5 separate regions of the Homo sapiens genome follow, and regions 1, 2, 3 and 4 are each linked to region 5. A link is a loop called in an ENCODE intact Hi-C map of the cell type or tissue named here. Cell type or tissue: PC-9. All regions are shown on one strand.

Region 1 (5,000 bases), 85 kb before region 5:
ATGTGCACATGCCCAGTGTGAGTGTACATGAGTGTGTGGGTGTGTGTAAAGGGTGTGAGACCGATGTGAGTCTGTGGGTGGTGCGTGTGAACCCAGCAGGAGTCGGAGGGAGGGGGTGTTGTTTCAGTCGGCTAAGGCTGGTGACGCTGCAGTTACAAATGGCCCCCAGTCTCAATGGCTCACAGCAGCACAGATTTACTTCTCAGCATCTACCAGTTAATTTGCAGGTCACCTATGGCTCTGCTCTCTGTCAGCTGCATCCCAGGACCTAGAGTAAACGGGCAGCCTCTAGCTGGAACACTGCGGGTCACTGTGGCAGAGGGAAAAGAGCATGAAGGAGCCATGAACTGGTTTTCAAGGCTCCTGCGCAGAAGTGACTCCTCGCTCTTCCACCCTATTCTATGGCCAGAGTGGACACACAGCCGAGCCTGACTGCAACAGGATGGGAAGTGAAATCCCCTCTTGGGGAAGGCCAGGAAATACCTGTGAACAAGGACACAGGCTGCACGCCTGTGATTCCATGAGGAAAAGCACACGGCTTCCTTGACTTCTCCCTTGCATGTGGGTCCAAGTGAAAAAGAGCCAGTGTGCAAATCTGCCCTTTGGGGTGTCTTGCTTCTGGGTGCAAACACATATAGGCTGGTGTTTCTGGATTACAAAAATGTGTGATCACTGTGTGCAAAAGCCCGTGGACCAATGGACAGGTGCCAGAGCACGTGTGATGGGAAGAATGCGGGAAGGGAGTGCGTGTGTGTATCCTCACCCTCATCGCAGCACTGTCTGAACCCGTCTGTATATACACCGAACGCCCCCTACATTCACACCCGAGCATACGCTCCCTTCCACAAGGAAGAGGCTCTCGCAGATGGGACGTGAGATGCTCAATTTCCCAACTGATGATTTAGCAGGTTCATTCACCCCTCATTTGTGGCCATCTGTCACCTTCCACAAGGTGGCTGTCTCCACCTGGCCTGCACACTGTGGTTGCAAAGGAATGGCAGCAGGACCAAAATGCACAGCTTCTGTCCTCAGCTGCCAACTCTGAAGATGGGATCCCCCTCCCAGTTTCAGGACTGTCCTTCTAAGAGCTGCCCTGAGGGTTAGGAGCCCCGTAGGAGACAGGTCAGCCTTAAGCCTCCCCAAAAGATATGTCTCTTAATGCCTTAGACTCCCCCAAATCTCCAGCAACTTTTCTCTCCTCCTAGTCTGTCCCCACCTTCCTTAAATGGGCCTCTGGTGGGAAAAAGCCAGCCCCTAATAATCACTGAATCGCCACTCCTTGGGTGCTGGTCCTTGTGCCAGCACTTGACACGTCTCATTGACCTGTCACGAAACCCAGCAGACAGGGACTTCTGTTGTTCCCATTTGACAGATGAAGAAACTGAGACTCAGAGAGGTGCCCAACCTCACACAGCCCACTTACAGCTAAACGGGGGCTTCTACCAAGGCCTCCCTGTTCAGCCTTTTTCAATGGGTCCAGGCTGCTCAGGTCACCTCCTCCAGGAAGCCGACCAGACCAACGGCCTGGAGGGGCTGTAGCAGGACAGGAGTCCTAGATGTGGATGCTGAGGGAGGGAGAGCAGGCAGTCCAGGTCACTGTGTCTTCTTCTCTGGCAACACTCACTCCTCAGGTAGACTCAGAGATCCTCCCTCAGATAGACCTCCCTTTGGCCCTGACTCCAGCCTCTAACACATCCTAAAAACCAGCCTTCTGAGCTGTGGGTGATTTTATCAAGTCCCATCTCAACCACCGCCTGCCCTGGTGCCCCATCCCCCTTGGGATGGGACTCAGCCTCACACGTGCTCTATGAGGCCTGCGCACCTCTCCAGCTTTGGCACTCCATGCTCCCTCCTCTCTTCCTTCCTCACACCTCACACCCGCTGCGCTCCTTATTCCCTGGTCCCCTACCAGGAGCCCCTTTCCTTCTCCTTCCTGCTTTCCCTGTCCAACTCCTGACCAACTCAGCAAAGTCTTTCCACAACAGGGACCCCGTAGTTCCCTACCCCACCCAACAGTGGAATAGCACCCCTCACTCCACAAGGCAACCGCATCTCCACTGCTGAATTCCAAGTTCCCTGTTAACTGCCGCATCCTTGGCTAATCACTTAACAGAGACCCTTGATCTCCCCCGCCCCAGGCCAGGTATTACTATTCTAGAGACCAGCGTTATAAGAAAACGAAAATGGAAGGCAGAATGGAGAGTGACTCAGACTGGGCAGCAGCTGTCAGAAAGGTGTTCAGGGAAGGCTGGCAGTGACAAGCGCGCAGAGACCCGAACGATGAAGGGAGCCATCCCATCCGTGCAAAGCTCTGAGAGGAGGGCATGGCTGGCAGATGGAGGAATGGGCTTGGCATATTCAGGGCACACTCGTGTGGCTGCATTTTAGGCAGCTGGGGGAGGACAGGGTTTCAGCAAGGGAGCAAAGGGTTTCAAGAACGTTTTTATTCCATCTTTGAATACTCCAGGCCACCTCCTCCAGGGAGCCTTCTCTGATTGCCCATCCTTCATGTCTCTGAGCTCTCCCAGCCCAGACCCCTGAGGTAGGTTCCCAAACACCTCTTGGCCCCCTTAAGACGGAGGAGTGTCAGAGGATGGAAAAAGCATTTTACAACAGGGCCTTCCTCTGGTCCCAGGCTCCATGGCCAGGAGAGCATCTGTGGGGTTTGGATAGGGTCCCAAATGGGACAGTTGTCCTCTGTGTCAGCTCCAGCTCCAGTTAGCAGGTCCTTTGGGGAGGCAGGCTGGACTGGCTGGAATGAGGCTTGGTTATTTATGGATTTCAATTTCCCCACTCCTGCATCTCCTGGGTGTATCACAAGGAGGCTGCAGAAAAGAATTTTGCCTCAGACTAGCAGAGGGATCCAACTGCCACGTGAATCAAACACCTCTAGGGGACCCATGGACATTTAGGGGTAGTGTCTGAGAGATAAAAAGAGACTGCACAAAGGGCTCTAGGCTGGGAGTCAGAAAACCAGGTTTCTAGTTCTGGCTCTGCCCCAACTTTAGGGAAGCCCTTCTCTGGGCCCCAATTTCCACCTTAATAAAGACAGACATTAATCTAGGTCAGGGATCAATGAGTTTTTTTGGTAAGATATTTAGGTAAGATATTTGGTAAGGTAAGCCATACAGTAAATATTTAGGCTTTGGGGGCCTTATGGTCTCTGTCACAACTACTTAATTCTGCTCTACAGCCATAGACAGTATGTGAGCAAATGGGCATGGCCATGTTCCAGTAAAACCTTACTACAAACAGGTAGTAGGCAGAATTTGGCCTGTGGTCTATAGATTGGTTTCCTGTGACCTAGGTGACCCTTCTGATAGGTTGCAAGCAACAAAATCCCAATGCTAAGTGCTGTAAGCTAAACATTACCTAGGTCAGAAGGACTTACTGGGTCACATAAAAGTCCCAGGGAGACATCAGGCATGGCTGGATCCAGGGACTCAAATGATATCATTAGGACTCACTAAACACTCTTTCATGGGGGAAACATGGCTGTCAGCATCAAGAGTTCCAGGATTTATTTTGATTGGACCAGCTTGGGTCATGTGCTCCTCCCTGAACCAATCACTGTGGTGGAAGAGATGAAGTTCTCCTGATTGGCCAGGCTTGGGTCATGTGCCCATCTCTAGTGCTGGAGGTGAGTCGAGCCCTACCTAAACTACATGATCTGGACAGAGTAAAGGGGTGGTACTCCTGAGGAAATTTGGGGTGCTCTTGCTGAAAGAAAGGGCAATGTACAGGGCTGCACTTGCATATAGTGAACCTTCATGTAAATTAGAACAGCACCCCTCTGGGTGGACGTAGCCCCACACTTTGGCTTGGCCAGTGGAGCACAGACTGGATTTCAGCCCACATTCCTCCCACCCCCGGGTCAGACACCTGTGTGGGGAATGACATGCGCTCATGGTGCATGGGACGGCCCTGGGAGTAGACTCCACCAGATGTCCATGTGGCCCTTCCAGGTGGACAGTCAGGGGTTCATTGCATGGAGTTTGTTCTCAAAGTTTTTTGTCACGATGTCATTGTTTCTCTCTGGATAATAGTAGCCACCTCCTGGATGCCTCTTAGTCCCCAGTCACTCTTCCCATCCAACCTATACACACACCATCACCAGATTAATTTTCCCAAAGCTTCCAAGTCAATCCCCTGCTCAAAAAACCTACTTAGCTTCCCCTGGGCACCAGAGCAAGGTCCTCATACCTCAGTCTCATGCTCAAGGTATCCAGTGGTCCCTCCTTAGTTTCTCTTCTCAGGCTTCTCTCTTCCACTTTTTATGCTGGACTAAGAGTTCAAGCCTTGAGTTGGCCCCATCATTCATTAACCATGTGACCTTGAACAAATCCCTGTCCCTCTTTAGGCCCTCAACCTCCTCATCTGTGAATTTGGGGATTACCATTGATGTATCTTGAGAAACATGAGTCATTTTTACACTATAAAATATTACACAAACACCAAGTGTTACTATTATGTCTCCTCCCCTCGTAACAGAAGCCCTCATAACAGTCATAATTCACATTTCACTAGAGTGTAGGCCCTACATTGACCTGAAAATTTCACCCAAATATGTCTGGGAAGCCCCAAGAGATATCTCCTAGGTTCTCACCAACCAGCCTGGCAGCACTAGTTGCCTATAACAGCTGCCACCCTCTATCTCTCCAGCATCCACATTTGCTGTCCCTGCTGATGCCTGGGCTCAAGGTGCTGTCCTCAGCTGTCTCTCAAGATGCTGGACTGATGCTGTAGCCAAGCATATCTGGGGACAAGAAAGGGATCCTCTCTTTCACACCTGTGGGGCTGGGCAGAGCCCCCTGGGCCCAGAGCCTCATGCAGACCCCTATGGAAGAGACCTCTTCAGCTTCCACCATAGCCTCTTCCTCTAACAGCCCAGCCCAGGAGTTTCTGGCCTTCCACGGTGCAAAGAGAACTCAGGAGGTCCGTGAACTTGCATGGGGAAAACATTACAGCTTTATTCTCATCCATTTCTTTACAGTAGGAAT
Region 2 (5,000 bases), 77 kb after region 5:
GGCATTAAGGGTTTAGGGGAGGAGAGGAGTCAAACGGTCCCTAGCAGAGCTGGAGAGAGAATGACTAGGGAGGCAGAGTATAATTGCTAGGCAGCATTGAGAGTGCTCTCAACATTCAAGGTCATGACTCAAGTGAACACAGTCAAAATGGTTGTGAAACACCATGTGAAAAACATGGCTTTTCTCTAGGCATGTTCTGCTGCATGGGGGTAAGGCAGGGTTGGCAGAAAGTGGGATACATTATGACCAGAGTGGTGGCTTAGCCAAGCAAGTTGGAAAACATCGATAATAAATGAGGAAATAAAGAACCTGGGAACATGTAATTCAGATTAAAAGCTCAAGACCAGGGGCAAAATTAGAAAGCAGAGGGAGGGAGAAAGAAGGAGAGGGGGAGAGAGTAGAAGAAAAAAAAGAAGGAAATGTGGTCATGTTTTACATTGGTTTTTGTTTTGTTTTGTTTTGTTTTTGAGAGAGACAGAGATAGAGTTTCGCTCTTGTTGCCCAGGCTGGAGTGCAATGGTGCGATCTTTGCTCACCGCAGCCTCCGCCTCCTGGGTTCAAACAATCCTCCTGCCTCTGCCTTTGCCTCCTGAGTGGCTGGGATTACAGGCACCTGCCACCACGCCAGCTAATTTTTTGTATTTTTAGTAGAGGCGGGGTTTCACCATGTTGGCCAGGCTGGTCTAGAACTTCTGACCTCAGGTGAACGAGGCCTCCCAAAGTGCTGGGATTACAGGCCTCGTGAGCCACCATGCTCAGCCCTACATTGGTATGATTAGATAACTGTGCCTCAGTGTGCATGAGTTCCAGATCTTGTACAGAGAAAATGTTTTCATAGGAAGGGTAAGGAGGGGCCTGAAGCAGACATGGAGGTGACAACTGAAGCACCTCCCCCTGTCTCCACCCCACCCACAACAAAACCAGCTTTTTTTTTTTTTTTTTTTTTTTTTTTTTGAGACAGCGTCTGCTCTGTCACCAGGCTGGAGTGCAGTGGCATGATCTCGGCTCACTGCAACCTCCACCTCCTGGGTTCAAGCGATTCTCCTGCCTCAGCCTCCTGAGTAGCTGGGATTACAGGTGCCCACCACCACACCCGGCTAATTTTTTGTATTTTTAGTAGAGACGGGGTTTTGCCATGTTGGCCAGGCTGGTTGCAAACTCCTGACCTCAAGTGATCTGCCTGCCTTGGCCTCCCAAAGTGCTGGGATTATAGACGTGAGCCACTGTGCCCGGCCCTAAACCCAGCTCATTTTAAACATTGGTTTCAATTCCATTCACCCTATGATGGAGCATCCTGCCCCTCCCCGACAACTCCCATACACCACTGAGCCTCCCCTACCCCAGGTGCCTGCAAGCCCCTCAGAGACCAAGGCTGTGTGCCAGGGCTTTTCTCTCCCAGAACATCCTTGATAGCCACATTTAGAAAACAGTCGCCAGAATGGCCTCTGTATTGCCAGCAGTTTGGCAGTGGGAAAGCCAGCTTTTGGCTTCCAGACAGGAAAAGCAAGGCGTGCTGACCACACACAGCCTGCACCTCAGTGACCCTCTGGCCAGAGGCTGCCTTAGGATTCTGGGAGGAGAGCTAGACCTGGTTCCCTGCAGCAACACCTTGGGAGGTTAAAAAATACAGATGACTGGGTCTCTACCCCAACCCAGCAGTAGGATCCAGGGATCCTTATTTCTAACAAACTCCCCCGATGATTCCAACACACGTCAAGGCTGGAAGCAACCGATTCGTTTCTTTGGGCCTCAGTTTCCCCATCCAACTTAAAACTCACACAGGAGTCTAGATAATCTTCTTTGAGCCTCACGGCCATCTAAAAAAATGTCATTGTTCCCATTTTTGAGATGGGAAGAATGGAGGTTTATAGAGGCAAAGGGATGAAGGGGTGGGCCACATGGTCATTAGTCTTTTTCGGCGCTGGGGTTTGAAGATCCTAAGACGACCTAAGGAAGGCAGCTGAATCCGCCTTCCAAACCCCTGGGGTAGACTCAGGCTCTCACACACCCAGGAGAGTCATTTCTAGGCACATCTTCTCGGGTGACTCATGAGCACCAAGGCAGGCCTGTGTGTCCAAGCGCCTGCACAGGCAGAAGCGAGGCTCTTTCCCATAACCGGAACCCTTACCGTGCCCCTAGCAAACTCCCAGCTCCTGCCTGACAAGTTACTGCCTAACCCGTGACTTATTTCGGGAATCCCTGACGCATTTCTTTACCGTCCCTCATTTCAAAGCACACCATGCCGGCAGCACTTGGAGGTGGTATGTGCTGGGAAACTGACCAACAGTTTAGTCAGACTGAGTCACTTCAAGGAGGGGAGTGGAGACAGCAGTGGGTGCCAGATGACACGGAGCTGTCGGCTTCCGTGTGCATTTTCTTTTGATAGTAGCCGTAGAGAAGTTGTCCGCCAGGCAGCCCTCAATGGGATTTTTCATTTAAGAAAAATCACTCTGCTCGTGCACTGATGGAGAAATGAACTACAAGAAGCAAGCCCTGAGGTCTGGAGACAGGAAGCTACTGAAACCAGCCAGGTGAGAGGCAATTACCGCCTAGACTCCGCTGGGGCGTGGGGAAGAGAATGGAGGGGTGACGGGCTCTGGGGGCTGATTAGATGCTGGAATGATGGGGGACGAGTCACCAGGGACTGAGGTGGCTGATTGGATGCTGGAGTGATAGGGAGGAGTTACTGTGGGCTGTGGTGACTGATTGGATGGTGGCACAAGGTGGGAGGAGTCATCATGGGCTGTGATGGCTGATTGGATGGTGGAGTGATGGGGGAGGAGTCCAGTCAGCCCCCAGTGTTCTGGCTTGAGCGTCTGAGTTATTGATTGAGTCCTTCTTGAGGATGGGGAACAGCGACCGGAACGGACCCTGTTATCTTCAGATTCACATCCTCCACGCCTGGCACATAGCAGGCCATCTGTAAAGGTACTGAGGTACTAAGTTGTCCTCTTGAGTGAGGCCACTGATACACTTTCTTTTGTTATGGCGGGAGAGTATCTGGTGCTCTGGCTGAGGAACTAAGGTCCCTACCAGCCCAAAAGGAGCCCCAGTGTAAATTAGAAAAAGGCAGTACCCAGAGAATGGGAGAAAATATTTGCAACTCATATAGTACACCTGATACAGGTGTACTATCCAGAATACACAAGGAACTCTTTTTTTTTTGAGACGGAGTCTCCCTCTGTTGTCCAGGCTGGAGTGGAGTGTCGTGATCTCTGCTCACTGCAAGCTCCGTCTCCCAGGTTCACACCATTCTCCTGCCTCAGTCTCCCAAGTAGCTGGGACTACAGGCGCCCGCACCACGTTTGGCTATTTTTTTTTTTTTTTGTATTTTTAGTAGAGACGGGGTTTCACCGTGTTAGCCAGGATGGTCTCGATCTCCTGACCTTGTGATCTGCCCGCCTCGGCCTCCCAAAGTGCTAGGATTACAGGCGTGAGCCACCGCGCCCAGCCTAAACAAGGAACTCTTACAACTCAACACACACACACAAAAAACAACCCAGCCAAAAAATGGGTAAAGGACTTGAACAGACATTTCTCCAAAGATATACAGATGGCCAGCCACAATGAGGTACCACTTCACACTCACTAGGAGGGCTATAAGAAAATGGACAATAACAAATGTTGGCAAGGATGTGAAGACATTGGAGCCCTCAAACATTTCTAGATGGAATGTACCACGGTGCAGTTACTTTGGAAAACAGTTTGGCAAGTTCCTCAAAAAGTTAATCGTGGGATTACCATATGATCCAACAAGACCATCCCCTGGTATATACCCAGAAAAATGGAAAACATCTGTTCACACAAAAACTTGTACAAGAATGTTCATAGCTGAATTTTTTTTTTTTTTTTTTTGAGTGCAGTGGCATGATCACAGCTCACTGCAGCCTCCATCTCCCAGGCTCAAGCAATCCTCCCACCTCGGCCTCCCAAGTAGCTGGGACTACAAGTGTACACCACCATGTCCGCCCAAATTTTTCATTTTTTATAGAGACAGGGTTTTGCCATGTTGCCCAAGCTGGTGTCAAACTCCTGGGCTCAAACAATCCTCCCACCTCAGCCTCCCAAAGTGCTGGGATTACAGATGTGAGCCACTGTGCCTGGCCATAGCTGCATTGTTCTTTTTTTTTTTTTTTTAGAAAGAATTTTGCTCTTGTTGCCCAGGCTAGAGTGCAATGGTGCGATCTCGGCTCACTGCAGCCTCTGCCTCCCAGGTTCAAGTGATTCTCCTGCCTCAGCCTCCCAAGTAGCTGGGATTACAGGCATGCGCCACCATGCCCGGCTAATTTTGTATTTTTAGTAGAGATGAGGTTTCACCATGTTGGCCAGGCTGGTTTCGAACCCCTGACTTCAGGTGATCCACCTGCCTCAGCTTCCCAGAATACTGGGATTACAGGAACGAGCCGCCCGCCTTTTTTTTTTTTATTTTGAGGTGGAATCTTGCTCTGTTACCCAGGCTGGAGTGCAGTGGTGCAATCTCGGCTCACTGCGACCTCCGCCTCCCGGGTTCAAGCAATTCTCCTGCCTCAGCTTCCCGAGTAGCTGGGATTACAGGCGCCTGCCACCACGCCCAGCTAATTTTTATATATTTGGTAGAGACAAGGTTTCACCGTGTTGGCAAAGCTGATCTAGAACTCCTGACCTCAGGTGATCCGCCCACCTCAGCCTCCCAAAGTGCTGGGATTTCAGGCGTGAGCCACCGTGACCCGCCTGTTCTTAACAGCCAGTGGATATAACCCATATGTCCATCAACTCATGAAGGGATACACAAATTGTGGAATATTCACACAATGCGATATTATCGAGCCATAAAAAGGAATGAAGTACAGACACATACCACAACATGGGTAAAACTTGAAAAGTTTTAATGCCAAATGAAAGAAGACAGTCACAGAAGACAGCAAATTATAGAACTCCATTCATATGAAAGTTCAGATTCATGGTCGCCAAGAGATGGGGAAAGGGGGGGAATTAGGAGTTATGGAGTTGTTTTTTGGGAT
Region 3 (5,000 bases), 590 kb after region 5:
GTTAACTGAAAACAATAAAAATCGGATATAAAACTAAAACACACATTATTCACCAACTGTGCTAATGTATTTATGAAAACATACATATATATATAGGAAAAAGTATACATTAAAAAGACTGGAAAGTATTCCAAAATGTTAATAGTGCCCATCTTTGAATGGTGGGCATTTTTTCCATTTTCCTGAATTTCTAACTAGCCTACAAATAGTTTATTCTTCCTATAATGAAGATGCGGATAAGGAAAGTTCTTGATTTTTAAAAAGCAGCAACACAATGAAATAATATTCCCTGGTGAGACATAAGCAATGGATATGTATATCTTATTATAGCTTACATATCTCATGATATCTCCTTTTGATTTGGGTTTAACAACTTAAAAATAATAAGAATCCAAACATTTCTTTAGAACTTTGGAACATTCAAAGATGTTTAAGATGGGGTATCTGTCTCAAAGAGCAAAATTGACAGAGACAGCTCTACACTTGCAGAGCTTATAGACATGTGTACGTGCTTTTTATCTTCTACTGCTTACTAATTATGTCATATGTCAGTACCAATTCCCCCAAACTAGACCATAAGCTTCTAGAGGGAAGGAAAGCTAAGCCTCAGTCCTTAGAGTAAAACTCCCCCACAGCACACAAGTGCTCTATTTGGTTTGGTTTGGTTTGGTTTGGTTTGGTTTGGTTTGGTTTGGTTTGGTTTGGTTTTTTTGAAACAGGGTCTCCCTCTATTGCCCAGGCTAGAGTGCAGTGGCTCAATCACAGCTCACTGCAGCCTTGACTTCCCAGGCTCAAGTGATCCTTCCAACTCAGCAGGACCACAGGTGCATGCCACCGTGTCTGGCTAACTTTTTTTTTTAATCATTTTTTGTAGAGACAGGTTCTCACTGTGTTACCCAGGCTGGTCTTGAACTCCTGGCCTTAAGCCATCCACCCGCCTCGGTCTCCCAAAGTGCTGGGATTACTGGCATGAGCCACCACGCCTGGCCCAATAAGTGCTTTATAAATGTTAATTATGGTTGTGCCTCAGCATCTTTGTGGAATAATGGCAATATGACGATAGAAGAAAGCCCAGGCTAATTACTAGGCTGATCTGTTTAATTAGCTAGAGGTTTGACTACCACTTTAGAATAGATCACCAAAACTGCGAGCTGTGTAATAAAAGCCAAATACTCTTCTATTTAATATCAGCCTGTGGAAAGAAAAGCCAAATGATCAAAATCACTCCCCAGACATTTATTTAAAATAAAATGCTTTCATTTGAGCACTTGAAGAGAGGGGAAAGTTTTAATGTTAAGTCTAACATAACATCTCCAAATACCACATTAGAAAATATGAGTAACCCTACTGCGCTATCTGTTTCCCCTACTGGGTTCCGCTGTGCTCTTCCTCCCAGGGTTTCAAGTAAGCTGGATATTTAGTTAATACTTTCATTTTAAAGTGCTTTTTTTCTCTTCTTGCTACACATAGAAAACACACACACACACACACACACACACAGACACACACTTTAACCTGATGTAAATAATATTCAAAACAGACCTTACTAATAACAAGAAAATAAGTTTGACTATTCCTTGAGCTAAAGCATCAGTTAAACAATAAGTTGGAGGTGCAAAACTGTCATGTTTCAGAGGATCTCTAGGTCCGTCGCAATTTACCAGCACATTCCTCAGTGTACTAAGAACAGTACCAATGATGATGATGATGGTGGTGTTTGTAAAACACTACACTGGTCAACACATTTTTGCTTCGTAATCTACTTAATTTAATTACTAAGACAAGGTTGTAAGAAGGAAAGCATAGAAAAGGGTTTAAGGGACCAGGCGCGGTGGCTCACGCCTGTAATCCCAGCACTTTGGGAGGGCGGGTGGATCACCTGAGGTCAGGAGTTCGGGACCAGCCTGACTAACATATTGAAAACCCATCTCTCCTAAATACAAAAAAATTAGCCAAGTGTGGTGGCAGGTGCCTATAATCCCAGCTACTTGGGAGGCTGAGGCAGGAGAACTGCTTGAACCCAGGAGGCGGAGGTTGTATTGAGCCAAGATTGTACCATTGCACTCCAGCCTAAGCGATAGAGTGAGACTCAAAAAAAAAAAAAGAAAGAAAGAAAAAGAAAGAAAAGGGTTTAAGGTAAAACCTAGCATTGAGTAATAAAAAAGGAAGACTTAAGAAACCAAACTTTCTTTTCTTTTAAACATTGTTTAGAATGCAAATTCCTTAAAGGCCTAGCTGAATTACCAACCCCCCGCCCCCACCAAGAACCATTAGCTAGGATTAATCTCTTCATCCTGCATTATTTTAGGTTTATTCTATACTTCATTCTAAAACAAAGCAGACTATAAGATAGTTTCTGTGTCTGTCCCCTACCATATTATAAAGACTGCTTTGTACACGGTAGGTCAACAACTAAGCTGCTGAGTTAAAGGAGAAACCAAAACAAAACAAACTTCAAATGCCTTAAATATCAATGACGTACAGTAAGTACCAGGGAGTAGCTGATTTAAAAAAAAAAAAAATCAGCGACATAAACCAAATATCTAATAAGCTCCCTTTGTTGTTACTTTCTTTTAAGAATTCCTAAATATATCATAAAATAGTGATTATTTATACAACTTGGGGCTGCTCAAGGATGATTTTTTTAAAAGGACAGTATTTTGTGGAATTTTTCACAAAAGCAAATATCATTAAACTATGTCTTAGATTTTATTATTTACAAAATACTACCATTTGTAAGTTAAAACACACTCAACTTCTATTAAGTAGCGACTGATCATTCTCTGTAATATAAGATTTTAACACAAATCTATGGACTTTTCAAAAACTTTAAATGGGTCTTCAGATCATATTTAAATTTTCAATACAACACCACCCTCTAGGGGTGAACTTTAAATTACAAAGACCATTTTGAAAAAGCAAACTGCAGAATTCGTGCTATTCTTGCCTGATGTGCATTATATTTCAAATACAAAAATAAACCTTATTTTATTTAATATTAAAATTCATAGAAAATATCTTTTAACAAATAGTTTAATTCTTACTAAACTCTGCAAAAGTTAAAACAAAATACAAAATCAATTAAATTGATGCCAAGTGATTAAATAGGAAATGTGCTTTCACATAAATTTAACCTTAATAATCCTAAAAAGTGCAGACTGGGAATGGTGTTTTTTGTTTTTTTGTTTTTTTGACATGGAGTCTAACTCTGTTGCCCAGGCTGGAGTGCAGTGGCGCGATGTCTGCTCACTGGCAACTTCTGCCCCCCGGGTTCAAGCGATTCTCCTGCCTCAGCCTCCAAAGTAGCTGGGATAACAGGCACGTGCCACCACGCCCGGGTAATTTTTGTATTTTTATTAGAGATGGGGTTTCACCATGTTGGACAGGTTGGTCTCGAACTCCTGACCTCAAGTGATCCGCCCATCTCAGCCTCCCAAAGTACTGGGACTACAGGCTAAGGAATGGTGTTTTAAATAAATCAGAATAAATCAGTGCGAGGGAAGGGAATTTAATTAGATTAGCATCCCCAAGAAAAGAGAAATCTCTTGCAAAACACTTTAACTTGTTAGTTTTACAACTACTGTCTTACATGTTTGACAATACAAATATTTTCTTGCATGTTTACATACATGATTATTTTAGTGATTTTCGCTACTACAACCAATTTAGGTTCAGTAAGTCCCATTCAAAGAACATTCACAATTAAAACGCTATTCTGATATTCACTTTGTACCAAGTCATAATTACTCATAGATGTATTCCTGCAAGATTGACTAGAACTGACTTCCATGGTAAAAATAGAAGAACTGGAGAAAATGTCCCAAATATTCAACAACTGAAGGGCTAAGTTCGCTGCTAGCCCCAATGTGTGACCCAACTTCATTTCACAGGTCAGTCTGCCTGCACAGTGCTTCATTCATTATGCAGCACGCTAAGCACCTCCACAGTCATCCTTCCAACCAGTTAGGGTGCCGTCCAGGAAAGAGAAATCATGGCTGTTATTTATATAGGGAGAATTTTAATGTATCCCACCTCCACCTATTCCTTCTTCCAGTAACTACCCCCATAGGGTAACTTACTATCCTAACCTTTAAGAACGTAGATCAGTTGTATAACACTTTATAGAAAGAGAATCGTATGATGCTAGCTACTCTTGTGGCTGGATTCCTTCACTCCACATATTTTATGAGTGGTAGCATTATTTTTATGTGCAGTTGCATAGCATTCATTTGCATTGCTGTCTAGTACTCCATTACTCCAATATATCGCAGATCCTTCATTCTACCACTGATGGGCATTTAGGTAGTTTCTACCTGGGGGTTATTATAAATAGTGCTGCTATGAATATTCTAGTGTGTGTCTCTTATCAGCCTCGGAATGCATTTCTGTCGCACATGTACTCAGAAGCAGATACGCAGAAAGTGTATGTTCAGCTTAAGTAAATATTGCCAAATAGTTTTCCACAGCAGTTGTACCCGTTTATACTCCTACCAGCAGGGTATGAGATTTCAAGTTGCTCCCCATCCTTGCCAACAGTTTTCCAACTCTTTCATTCCTGTTATTCTGGTAGGTCTGGAGCAGCCACACTACGACTTTACTTCGCACTTCTCTGATGGACAGTAAGAACTCTGTGACACTTGTAGCAGGCAGAGGGATAGAATTCACCCGAGACAACACAGAGGGAAGGGCCCCGGCCAGAGGCTCTCAACCAAGGAGATTCTGCCCTCCTCAGGAGACATCTGGCAATGTCTGGTTATTTCAAATTTGGGGGTGTTGTTAACATCTAGTGGTTAGGAGCCAGGGATGCTGCCAAACATCCTACAATGCATAGGACACCCCCCACCACCACCACCACAACAAAGCATTATTTGGCAAAAGTGACAATAATGCCACAAATCAAGAAACCCAAATCAAGCAAATCATTATTGGGCATTTTCTCCTTAGCCAAATCATCATTCTCTGATACAGCACAAGAGGTCAATGTCCTATTGTCTTAAAAT
Region 4 (5,000 bases), 180 kb after region 5:
TCATCCTCTTGGGGATAGAGGTCTGGGTATTTCTGCAGGCATTCCTGCATGGCCCGGAACCGGTCTACACAGTCTGACCCCTTGATCTCCTCCGTGCTATAGTGGAAGCAGGAAAAGGCTGACTTGAACTGTTCCCCACAGGGGCCGCTGGCCATTCCCCCAAGGCATGGACGGTTCCAGTTAATGTCTTCATTGGTAGTATCAATCCATGCTCCTCGTATGGATCGTTGGGGTCATCAGCCACCAATTCTGCATTGCTTGGAGTTTCATGGTCTTCTTTGGTTATAAATATGATTCGATCCTTCCCTTCCTGCCGGCAGTAGGACATGGCTGCAGCCCTGCCCTGAGACCTTGCAGAAGTGGCGGTGGCAGCAGCTGTAGCTTCACGCCATGACCTCCCTCTCCTCAGGCAGGGCGGGCACCTCTGGGTTCTTATTTCAATTATTATTTCCATTCTAAATTTCCATTGCTGCTTCTTTATATTTTCTGTTTCTTTGCTGAGACTTATTTTTTTCATGTGTCTCAATTGTGTTCACATTTGCATGTTGAAGCATTTTTATGATGATTACTTTAAATGTTTTGGCCGGGTACGGTGGCTCACGCCTGTAATCCCAGCACTTTGGGAGGCTGAGGTGGGCGGATCACGAGGTCAGGAGATCGAGACCATCCTGGCTAACACAGTGAAACCCCATCTCTACTAAAAATGCAAAAAATTAGCTGGGCGTGGTGGCATGTGTCTGTAGTCCCAGCTACATGGGAGGCTGAGGCAGGAGAATAGCTTGAACCCAGGAGGCAGAGATTGCAGTGAGCCGAGATCACACCACTGCACTCCAGCCTGGGTGACAGAGTGAGACTCCATCTCAAAAAAAAAAAAATGCTATTAGAAATCCCTTCTCATTTTTTGATGTGAAAAATGATTTTCAATTGAAATATGGAAATTTTAGGTATTATAAGACCTAGGATCATATTTAAATCTCCTGATTTATCTGCTTTTGACTGACACTGCTGTAGCAGAGGAAGCCGGAGGACACACGGGGAGAGTATGCTGCCTCATTACTTCCAGGTGGAGGTAGACGTCCTGGCTCCCCACTTCGCTTCTCTTGACACTTGAAGGGCGTGGCTTCCTCACTGTTGCTGAGCAGATGTGGGAGCTCCATCTCCCCACTAGGCCTCTGCAGATAAGTCCCCAGCTGGGAGGGATGAGAGTGCCTCCTCACTGCTCCCCATGCACCCCTACTGACACCATGGGGGTGGGTGCAGGGCTTGTCACCACCTGACAGGATGCAAGTCCCGGCTCCCTGCTAGGAATGGCGGGGACGCCACCCCAGCAAGGGGAGTTGAGTCACTTCATTACAGCTTGACAAGGGTGGAAGTCTTGGCTGCCCTCCCCACTTCACCTCATCTGGCTAGGACAGGAGCGGGGCACAGTGTTTTTCTATGGTGTTTGGCTGAAATAGAGCAGGTGTTGTCTAAAAGTTTTCTACTTTGCTAGGCAGCCTCTTTCCCAGTCCTTTGGCTGGACACAGCAGGCTTTTGTTTTGCCTGTGCCGATTGCCATTTCTGAGCTGCCAGCTACTTCAGGTCAAAATCTCTGATGTATGTGGCCAAAAAAAAGCCCAGGGAATTCATCACTGTGTCGCTCATTGGGCCCCAATGTTCCTCACTGCTTTGCCTTTGCCTCTCCACCTGTCAGAGTCTTCTTGTGTTTGCTTTAAATATAACATCCAGAGTTTTAGTTGTACTAAGCAGAATAGAGAAAGTACCTCTACTCAATCTTCCTGAAAGAAGACATCTCAATATGTTTTAAAAGCTTTTGACACAGTGGCTCACGCCTGTAATCTCAGCACTTTGGGAGACTGAGGCAAGTGGATCGTTTGAGACCAGCCTGGCCAACATGGTGAAACACTGTCTACTAAATACGTAAAAATTAGCCAGATGTGGTGGCAGGTGCCTGTAATCCCAGCAACCTGGGAGGCTGAGGCAGGAGAATCACTTGAACCAAGGAGGCGGAGGTTGCGGTGAGCTGAGATCGTGCCATTGCACTCCAGTCTGGGAGACAGAGCGAGACTCCGTCTCAAAACAAAACAAAACAAAACAAAGCTCTCAGGCAGGCAGAGTTGAGAATTACTGGTATAGGCTGGCACCTCCATGAGAATAGGAACTGTGTTCATCCGGTGGCTATCATAATATCTGTACCTGGCAAGAATATTCATCAGTGAAGATTTTGTGGATGGTTTGATGGAAGGAAGGGAGAATGAATGGATAGATAGATGAATGAATAAATGAATCATCTGTGATTATCAGAATAGAACTAGGAACCAGATCGAGTCACACTCATCTATGCCCCTATATATAAATAACTTCTATATATAAATATATAAATAACCCCTGTATATAAATACCCTGGCCCCAGAACCAGCAAGAGGGCTTGACCAGCAGGTGGTGCTAAAGAGCCCCAGGTGTGGGATGAGGTGGCAGCTGCAGGCAGGTGTCCATCAGGTCACTTGACTGAAAGAGACAAAAGTTACAGGAACTGGTAATCACCTGGGAGCTCTCTCTTATAAATGCCGCATCTGCCTCTCTTTTTCTCCTGCCAGCTCTTTTATTTAGTTCAATATCATCAATCACTTTTTTTTTCCTCAAGAAGAGAACAGCCTGAATGACTTTGGTCTTTGAAAGTGTATTTCTCAGAGTTTAATCTCCAAGGATTCGGAACAAAATGAACACATTATTCATCCTATCCTGAAATGATACTTGTGTGTGTGCTGGGTGTGGTGGTGTAATCACTGTGTCCTTGTCTCATGTTAGCACGGATATCCATATTTTCGAATTCCTTGGAATCTTTATTTAAAGCGTTTGTTTATTTTCCTCTTTTCACAGTGAAAAAGAGGATGATGTATTCACTGTATCCTTTTCTCACGTTAGCACGGATGTCCATGTTTTCAATTCCCTGGAATCTTTATTTAAAGTGTTTATTTATTTCCCTCTCTTCACAATGGAAAAGAGGATGGAGTGGGGGGAGTATGTGAAGTTCACTGGAAGGTCTTAGCAGATGGGTGCCACCTGGGCCTTTAAGTGAAACTTGCTCTTCAGTCACTCTGGGATCTCTTAGTGCAGGCACCAAGCCCTAAAAACTCCAGAAGCCTCTCTTTCCACATCATTAAAATGGGAGGCTGGGGGCAGAATTATTTTGGTGAGGTTACCAGCACGGTAAACGATTAAGGATTAAACGATTGAGGATTAAACGATGCAATATGGAAACTCTCCCAGCCTGATGCAATCCTGAAAATATTTCTTTTCTTTTTCTTTTCCTTTTTTTTTTTTTTTTTTTTTTTTTTTTTGAGATGGAGTCTTGCTCTGTCAACCAGGCTGGAGTGCAGTGGCGTGATCTCAGCTCACTGCAACCTCTACCTCCCAGGTTCAAGCAATTCTCCTGCCTCAGCCTCCCGAGTAGCTGGGATTACAAGCATGCGCCACCACGCCCTGCTAATTTTTTTGTATTTTTAGTAGAGACGGAGTTTCACCATATTGGCCAGGGTGGTCTCGAACTCCTGACCTTGTGATCTGCCCACCTCAGCCTCCCAAAGTGCTGGGATTGTAGGCGTGAGCCACTGCGCCCAGCCTCTCCCTTGCTTTTTGAGGTCAGAAAGTAAGAGATAACTGAGCTGGGCTTTTAATGCTGCCTTTGTTTGTTTGTTTGTTTGTTTGTTTGTTTTGCCATTTAGTGATAATATCCTTCAGTTTCCCTTTCCTGCACTTAGCTTTAAAAATCCCAGCCTGTCACACCAGGGCTGGGGGTTGTGGGGAGCAGACAAACAATCAAACAAGTTCAATCTCTTAAACCAAATTATAAAATGAGAAAGATCACAGATGTGCGGGAGGAAAGGGTTTGATGTAGCTCAGTCATTCCTCTCCTTCCACTTCTGATGACTAATTTAGAAGTTACGCATAACATCTCACTGCCCCTTTCACAAGAAATCATGATATCTATTTTATCTAAATCTTGGTTCTGGCTAAAGCAGTTCTTCCGCTAAGCAACTAGTTTGTTTTCATTTAAATGAAACTGAAGAATCTTATAGCTGATCCTGTTTCCCAGCACTGGTGTAGTGAAATAGATTTTAAAAACAGACAGATCTGGAACCCAGAGCAGCCTCTTTCTTCATCCACTGAAAAATTTTAAAAACAACTTGATTGAGGTGTAATTTACCTATCATAAAATTCACCCATTCTAAGTGAATCATACAATTCAGTTATCGTTAGTAAATGTACAGAGTTGTATAAACATCATCAGAATCCAAGTTTAGAACATTTCTGTTTTTTCCAAAAGATCCCTTCCTGTCCCCCCCTCCACTACCAGGCAACCACTAATCTATTCTCTGTCTCTATAAATTTGCCAATTCTGGACGTTTCATATAAATGGAATCATTCAATGTGTTGCCTTTTGTGTCTGGCTTCATTCACCTAGCATGATGTTTTTCCAGTTCACCCATGGTGTAGCTTGGAACAGTACTGTGTTTCTTTTTATTGACAAATGGACCACATTTTAATCAAAATCCATTCACCAGTTGATGAACATTTGGTTTTTTTCCACTTTTTGGTGGTTATGAATAATGCTATGAGTATCTGCATACAAGTTTTTCTGTGGTCACACGATTAGTTCTCTTGGGTATATATCTAGGTGTGGAATCACTGAGTCATATGGTAACTATGTTTAACCATTTGAAGAACTATCAGATTGCTTTTCACAGTAGCTGCACCATTTGACATTTCCACCAGCAGTGTTTCAGAGTTCTTCTTTCTCCACATCTTCACCAACACTTGTTATTGTCCTTCTTTTTAAATTATAGTCATCCTAGTCCATGTGAAGTGGTATCTCACTGTGGTTTTGATTTTCATTTCCCTAATGACTAATGATGTTGAACATCCTTTCATGTGCTTTTGAGCCATTCCTCTATCTTATTTGGTGAAATGTCTATATAAATCCTTTGCCTATTTATAAA
Region 5 (5,000 bases):
ATGGATGAATGGATGGGTGGATGGATAGGTGGATGGATGGATGGGTAGATGGATAAATGGATGGATGAACGGGAGCATGGCAGGTAGGTGAGTGGGTGGGTGGGTGGATGGATGGATGGGTGGTTGGACGAATGGGAGTATAGGCAGGTAGGTGGGTGCGTGCATGGACAGATGGGTAAGCGAGGAAACAGAGGGAATGATACATTGGTGGATGAATAATAAGAAAACAGATAATAAAATAAATGGCGGAAGAATGGATGGGTGAGTAGGTGAATGGATGGATAGATGAATGATGAGAAGGCCGGATGGATGCACAGACAGACAGACAGATGGATGGATACAGTCCTTCCTCAATCGTTAGAGAGAGAAAAGCTCCAGTCTTTGGATTTCAAGGTTTGGAAGGTCCTTATACCTCTCCCAGCCCTTAACTTTAATGGTCACAATAGCAGTAACATATTTTTAAATCACCTTTTTAAAAATTAAGGTCAAATTTACATAACGTAGCCAGGCGCAGTGGTTCACGCCTGTAATCCCAGCACTTTGGGAGGCCAAGGTGGGCAGATCACTTGAAGTCGGGAGTTCAAGACCAGCTTGGCCAACATGGTGAAACCCTGTCTCTACTAAAAATACAAAAATTAGGTGGGTGTGGCAGCATGCACCTGTAATCCTAGGGGAGACTGAGGCAGGAGAATCGCGTGAACCCAGAAGCTGGAGGTTGCAGTGAGCTGAGATCCGGCCACTGCACTCCAGCCTGGGCGACAGAGTGAGAATCTGTCTCCCAAAAAAAAAAAGCTAACATTTTAAAGTGAACAATCCAGTACATTCACAATGTTGTACAATCACCACCTCTATCTAGTTCCAAAACATTTTCATCATTCACAGAAGATAACCCCATTAAGCAGTTTCTTCCCATCGTCCCCTCCCTCAGCCCCTGGAAACCACTAATCTACCGTCTGTCTCTGAATTTGTCTTTTCCGGACATTTCAAAGAACGCAGTCATGCAATTTGTGACCTTTTGTGTCTAGTTTCTTAAATAAGGCTTTTTGTGGGCAATAAAAACTAGTTTCTGAGGGCGGAGAGGAATCTGTAAAGTGGGCATATGACACCCCCTGCCTGGCCACTCCTGCTTAGGAGACCAAAGCGCTCCTGGAAGCAGCAGGGGCTGACAAGCAGGTGGGGGAGGACCCCAGCGACGCAGGCTCTCCTGTGCCACTCACTAGCAGGCTGGACAGGGACTGGAGGCATGCTAAGGTCCCTGGTTGCCTACCACCTGGCTTAGGGTCTGGCACTCAGTGGAAACTTAGTAAGTAGGAGATGGAGTGGCCTTCACTGAGTGGCGTGAGGAGGGATAAAGATTCCCCCACCTCCTGGCTGTGTCGTGGTCCCAGAAGGAGCCTCTCTTTGCCATGCATCAGTCCCCACAGAGCCTTGCCGTGTGCCAGGAGCCTCAGCAAACCTCTTCACTTAATGTCCCAAACAACTCTACAGAGCGGCTATCAGAAGACGCATTAGCAGAAAGGTGGCCAAGCTGGGTTGAGTGTGTTCCCCAAGTATACAGCAACAGCCCCTGTGCTCTTTCCGCTGCAACATCCTGTCCCTTCTCTCCTCTTCCTCCTCTCTGCAGGATCCCTGCTATCGACATATGATTCAAACCCTAGGGGATTTAGGCCCCTGTGTCTCATCCACAGCACCCTTTTTCTTAATCATTTCCTGCTGCCTCCGAGCCCCAGACAGGCTCCCTCTTTCCCGGCATCTCTCTATGCTCCCCTCTGCAGGCAGCAGCCAAAGACATCTCCGTGGTACAAGTCGGCCATCTGGTGTCTACATAGAGTATAGCAGCCACAGAGGGAAATCAAGGGTGAGAATTCCCTGCCAGGGCAAAAGCACGACCTCACCTCACAGCTCAGGGAGGAAGGTGCAGGGGATGGGGCCCTAATTTAATCTGGGCTCTCCATCTGTGACTTGCCCTGTGCTAGGTGCTTTACCTGCATTGATCTCAGTTAATCCTCACCTTGGTGCTACAAGAACTACTCCTTACTGTATGTAGTAGGGGCTCCAAAATACTTGTGATAAAAGGACAAATACTCTATGATTCTACTTACATGAGATCCCTAGAGCAGTCTAATTCATAGAGACAGAAAGTAGAATGCTGGTTTCCAGGGGCTGGGTGAGGGGAACAAGGAGTGAGGGTTTCATGGGTGCAGTTTCAGCTGGGAAAGATGGGAAGAGTTCTGGAGATGGATGGTGGTGACTCTGCACAGCAATGTGAGCGGACTCAGTGCCAGCAAGCTGCGCACCTAAAAATAGTTAAATGGTAAATCCTATGTTACATATCTTTTACCTCCATTTTTTAAATAACTATATGTGAGTGAATCAGCTAAGAAGAAATGAATAAATGCATAAGTGAATTGATGAATGCATAATGAAGATAATAATACCATTTATGGAATACTTAGTATGTGCTAGTCATTGTGCAAAGTGTGTTTCAACTGAGAAGTGTTTTTATGAAGCCCCAACCCTGGCAGGCCCTGCTTGCGGCTTTTGGGATACAGCAGTGAGCTAAGTTGCTACCACGCTACAGCTGACATTTTGTGGGCGAGATAGTAAACAAGGGATATTAAAATATCAGACGGTGGTACGTGCTATAAAAGAAAAAAAAGGCAAAGCGAAAGGATGGAGAATGGCTTGGAGGAAGGTGGGAGAGCTCCTTCTGATGGGCGTCATTTCAGTTTCACAGATGAGGCATGGGAGGCTCGAGTGCTCCCCAAGGGTCACACATCTAGGAAGTGGTCCAGGCAGGAACTGAAGCCAGGTCTGTCAGAGCCCAGCCCTGGAGCTCCTAACCACGCCGTGACCACACCAGGGAACGGTGTTGTCTCTTGGCTCACACCCTGAGGCACGCACTTCAACCCTCTGAGGGCCTCAAAGCTGAGTCCCAGGGTAGGAGCGGGGTCTTCCTTTCCCACAGGCCGCCGGCTTCTGGAGGCGCAGATGGATCGTGTGTCCAGCAGGTGGCGCCGCGGCCCGACTCGGGCGCCCCAGCAGAACCAGCCTGCCAGTTGAGTCTGTGCCAGGCTGGAGAGCGGGGCGCGGGCAGTAGGTACCTGAAGCGAGGCTCGGCCGGAGGCTTCGGGCAGAGATGTGCTGCTGTCAGTCGGGCAGGCCAGCTTTAGCGGCTCAGCCCTGCAGGTCACTTCCAGTTATGGGACTTCCGCCCACTGTGAGCTTCCCCCTCTGAATGCAACCGGGTTGTCCACCCCTTCCTCCAGGCTGCGGGAAAACGGCATGAGCCCACACCTTCATCCCTTTGAGAGGTGACAGCGTGCTGGCAGCCCTTGCTTGCTCTCGGAGCCTCCTCGGCCTCGTTGCCCACTCTGGCTGTGCTTGAGGAGCCCTTCAGCCCGCCGCTGCACTGTGAGAGCCCCTTTCTGGGCTGGCCGAGGCCGGAGCCGGCTCCCTCAGCTTGCAGGGAGGTGTGGAGAGAGCAGCGCGGGCGGGAACCGGGGCTGAGCGCGGCACTTGTGGGCCAGCGTGAGTTCCAGGTGGGCGTGGGCTCCGCGGGCCCCACACTCAGAGCGGCCGGCCGGCCTCGGGCAGTGAGGGGCTTAGCACCCGGGCCAGCAGCTGCGGAGGGTGCGCCGGGTCCCCCAGCAGTGCCCGCCCACTGGCGCTGTACTCGATTTCTCGCTGGGCCTTAGGTGCCTCCCCACGGGGCAGGGCTCGGGACCTGCAGCCCACCATGCCTGAGCCTCCCCCAACGCCATCGGCTTCTGTGCAGCCCGAGCCTCTCTGACGAGCGCCGCCCCCTGCTCCACGGCACCCAGTCCCATCCACCGCCCAAGGGCTGAGGAGTGCGGGCGCAAGGCTCGGGACTGGCAGGCAGCTCCACCTGCAGCCCCTGTGCGGGATCTACTGGATGAAGCCAGCTGGGCTCTTAAGTCTAGTGGGGACTTGGAGAACCTTTATGTCTAGCTAAGGTATTGTAAATACACCAATCAGCACTCTGTATCTAGCTCAGGGGTTGTAAATGCACCAATCAGCACCCTGTGTCTAGCTCAAGGTTTGTAAATGCACCAATCAGTGCTCTGTCTAGCTGATCTGGTGGGGACTTGGAGAACCTTTATGTCTAGCTAAGGGATTGTGAATACACCAATAGGCACTCTGTATCTAGCTAATCTAGTGGGGACTTGGAGAACTTTTGTGTCTAGCTCAGGGATTGTAAACGCACCAATCAGCACCCTGTCAAAACAGACCAATCAGCTCTCTGTAAAACAGACCAATCGGCTCTCTGTAAAATGGACCAATCAGCAGGATGTGGGTGGGGCCAGATAAGAGAATAAAAGCAGGCTGCCCAAGCCACCAGTGGTAACCTGCTCGGGTCCCCTTCCAGTCTGTGGGGTATTTCCTCTTTTGCTGTTTGCAGTAAATCTTGCTGCTGTTCATTGTTTGGGTCCACACTGCCTTTATGAGCTGTAACATTCACTGTGAAGGTCTGCAGCTTAGCTCCTGAAGCCACTGAGACCACGAACCCACCAGAAGGAAGAAACTCTGAACACATCCGAACATCAGAAAGAACAAACTCTGGACACACCGCCTTTAGGAACTGTAACACTGACTGAGAGAGTCCCAGACTTCATTCTTGAAGTAAGTGAGAGCAAGAACCCACCAATTCCGGATGCACCTTCAGCAGTGCTTCCTTGAGAACTTCCTGGGTGCCAGGCCGGGGGACTCAGCAGGAAATAAAGCCTACAAACCCCGCTGCCCTCCCCTCAGGGAGGCTCCGTTCTTGGGGAGGGGAGACAAACAATAACCTAGAGGAACCAAGTGTGCGTTATGCTAGGGAATGGGATGTGGAGCAAATAATGAGATGGAGAAGGCAGAGGGGAAGTGTGTGGTCACAGGTTAGACGTGTAGACGGTCAGGCGCCAAGGAAGACCTGCTGAAGAGCGACCCTGGAGCAAGGGAGGTGAAGGGATGCACGGATGCACAGGGAAAGGCAC

What was found. Hi-C counts contacts between places; a loop is a spot of excess contacts. Peaks named below come from ENCODE experiments on the same cell type or tissue, not always from the same donor. Only the 100,000 strongest peaks of a DNase experiment are listed, where the experiment ranks them.
Region 1: a loop joins it to region 5, with 3 times the contacts of the local background. A loop is called at or near these places in 2 of 110 quality-filtered maps.
Region 2: a loop joins it to region 5, with 8 times the contacts of the local background. A loop is called at or near these places in 6 of 110 quality-filtered maps.
Region 3: a loop joins it to region 5, with 10 times the contacts of the local background. A loop is called at or near these places in 11 of 110 quality-filtered maps.
Region 4: it touches region 5 in a loop (9-fold over the local background); 6 of 110 quality-filtered maps call a loop at or near these places.

Annotation. Positions count from the first base shown.
Region 1 is chr3:10,972,477-10,977,476 of GRCh38, forward strand. No RefSeq gene overlaps it. Among named protein-coding and RNA genes, the nearest start is that of SLC6A1, 18 kb to the right of the region's middle. In PC-9, no CTCF peak of the experiment used is centred here; no DNase peak of the experiment used is centred here; H3K27me3 peaks cover 5,000 bases.
Region 2 is chr3:11,134,869-11,139,868 of GRCh38, forward strand. It overlaps a transcript of HRH1 not described here. Among named protein-coding and RNA genes, the nearest start is that of HRH1, 17 kb to the right of the region's middle. RefSeq lists an enhancer at 1,735-2,934. In PC-9, no CTCF peak of the experiment used is centred here; DNase peaks (open chromatin) are centred at 2,203 and 2,703; H3K4me3 peaks cover 2,583 bases; H3K27ac peaks cover 3,522 bases.
Region 3 is chr3:11,649,246-11,654,245 of GRCh38, forward strand. It overlaps a transcript of VGLL4 not described here. Among named protein-coding and RNA genes, the nearest start is that of VGLL4, 7.8 kb to the left of the region's middle. In PC-9, CTCF peaks have their summits at 2,814 and 3,016; no DNase peak of the experiment used is centred here.
Region 4 is chr3:11,234,353-11,239,352 of GRCh38, forward strand. All of the region lies in intron 1 of HRH1 (histamine receptor H1), which reads left to right. It also overlaps the pseudogene CHCHD4P4. Among named protein-coding and RNA genes, the nearest start is that of ATG7, 36 kb to the right of the region's middle. In PC-9, CTCF peaks have their summits at 2,443 (motif pointing right) and 2,650; DNase peaks (open chromatin) are centred at 2,489, 3,959 and 4,659; H3K4me3 peaks cover 1,950 bases; H3K27ac peaks cover 3,055 bases.
Region 5 is chr3:11,057,901-11,062,900 of GRCh38, forward strand. It overlaps LOC101927467 (a long non-coding RNA gene), which reads left to right and starts at 4,365. Exons shown (of 3, transcript NR_188517.1): 1 at 4,365-4,644. In PC-9, CTCF peaks have their summits at 1,810 (motif pointing left), 3,000 (motif pointing right) and 3,200; a DNase peak (open chromatin) is centred at 1,801; H3K4me3 peaks cover 296 bases; H3K27me3 peaks cover 1,522 bases.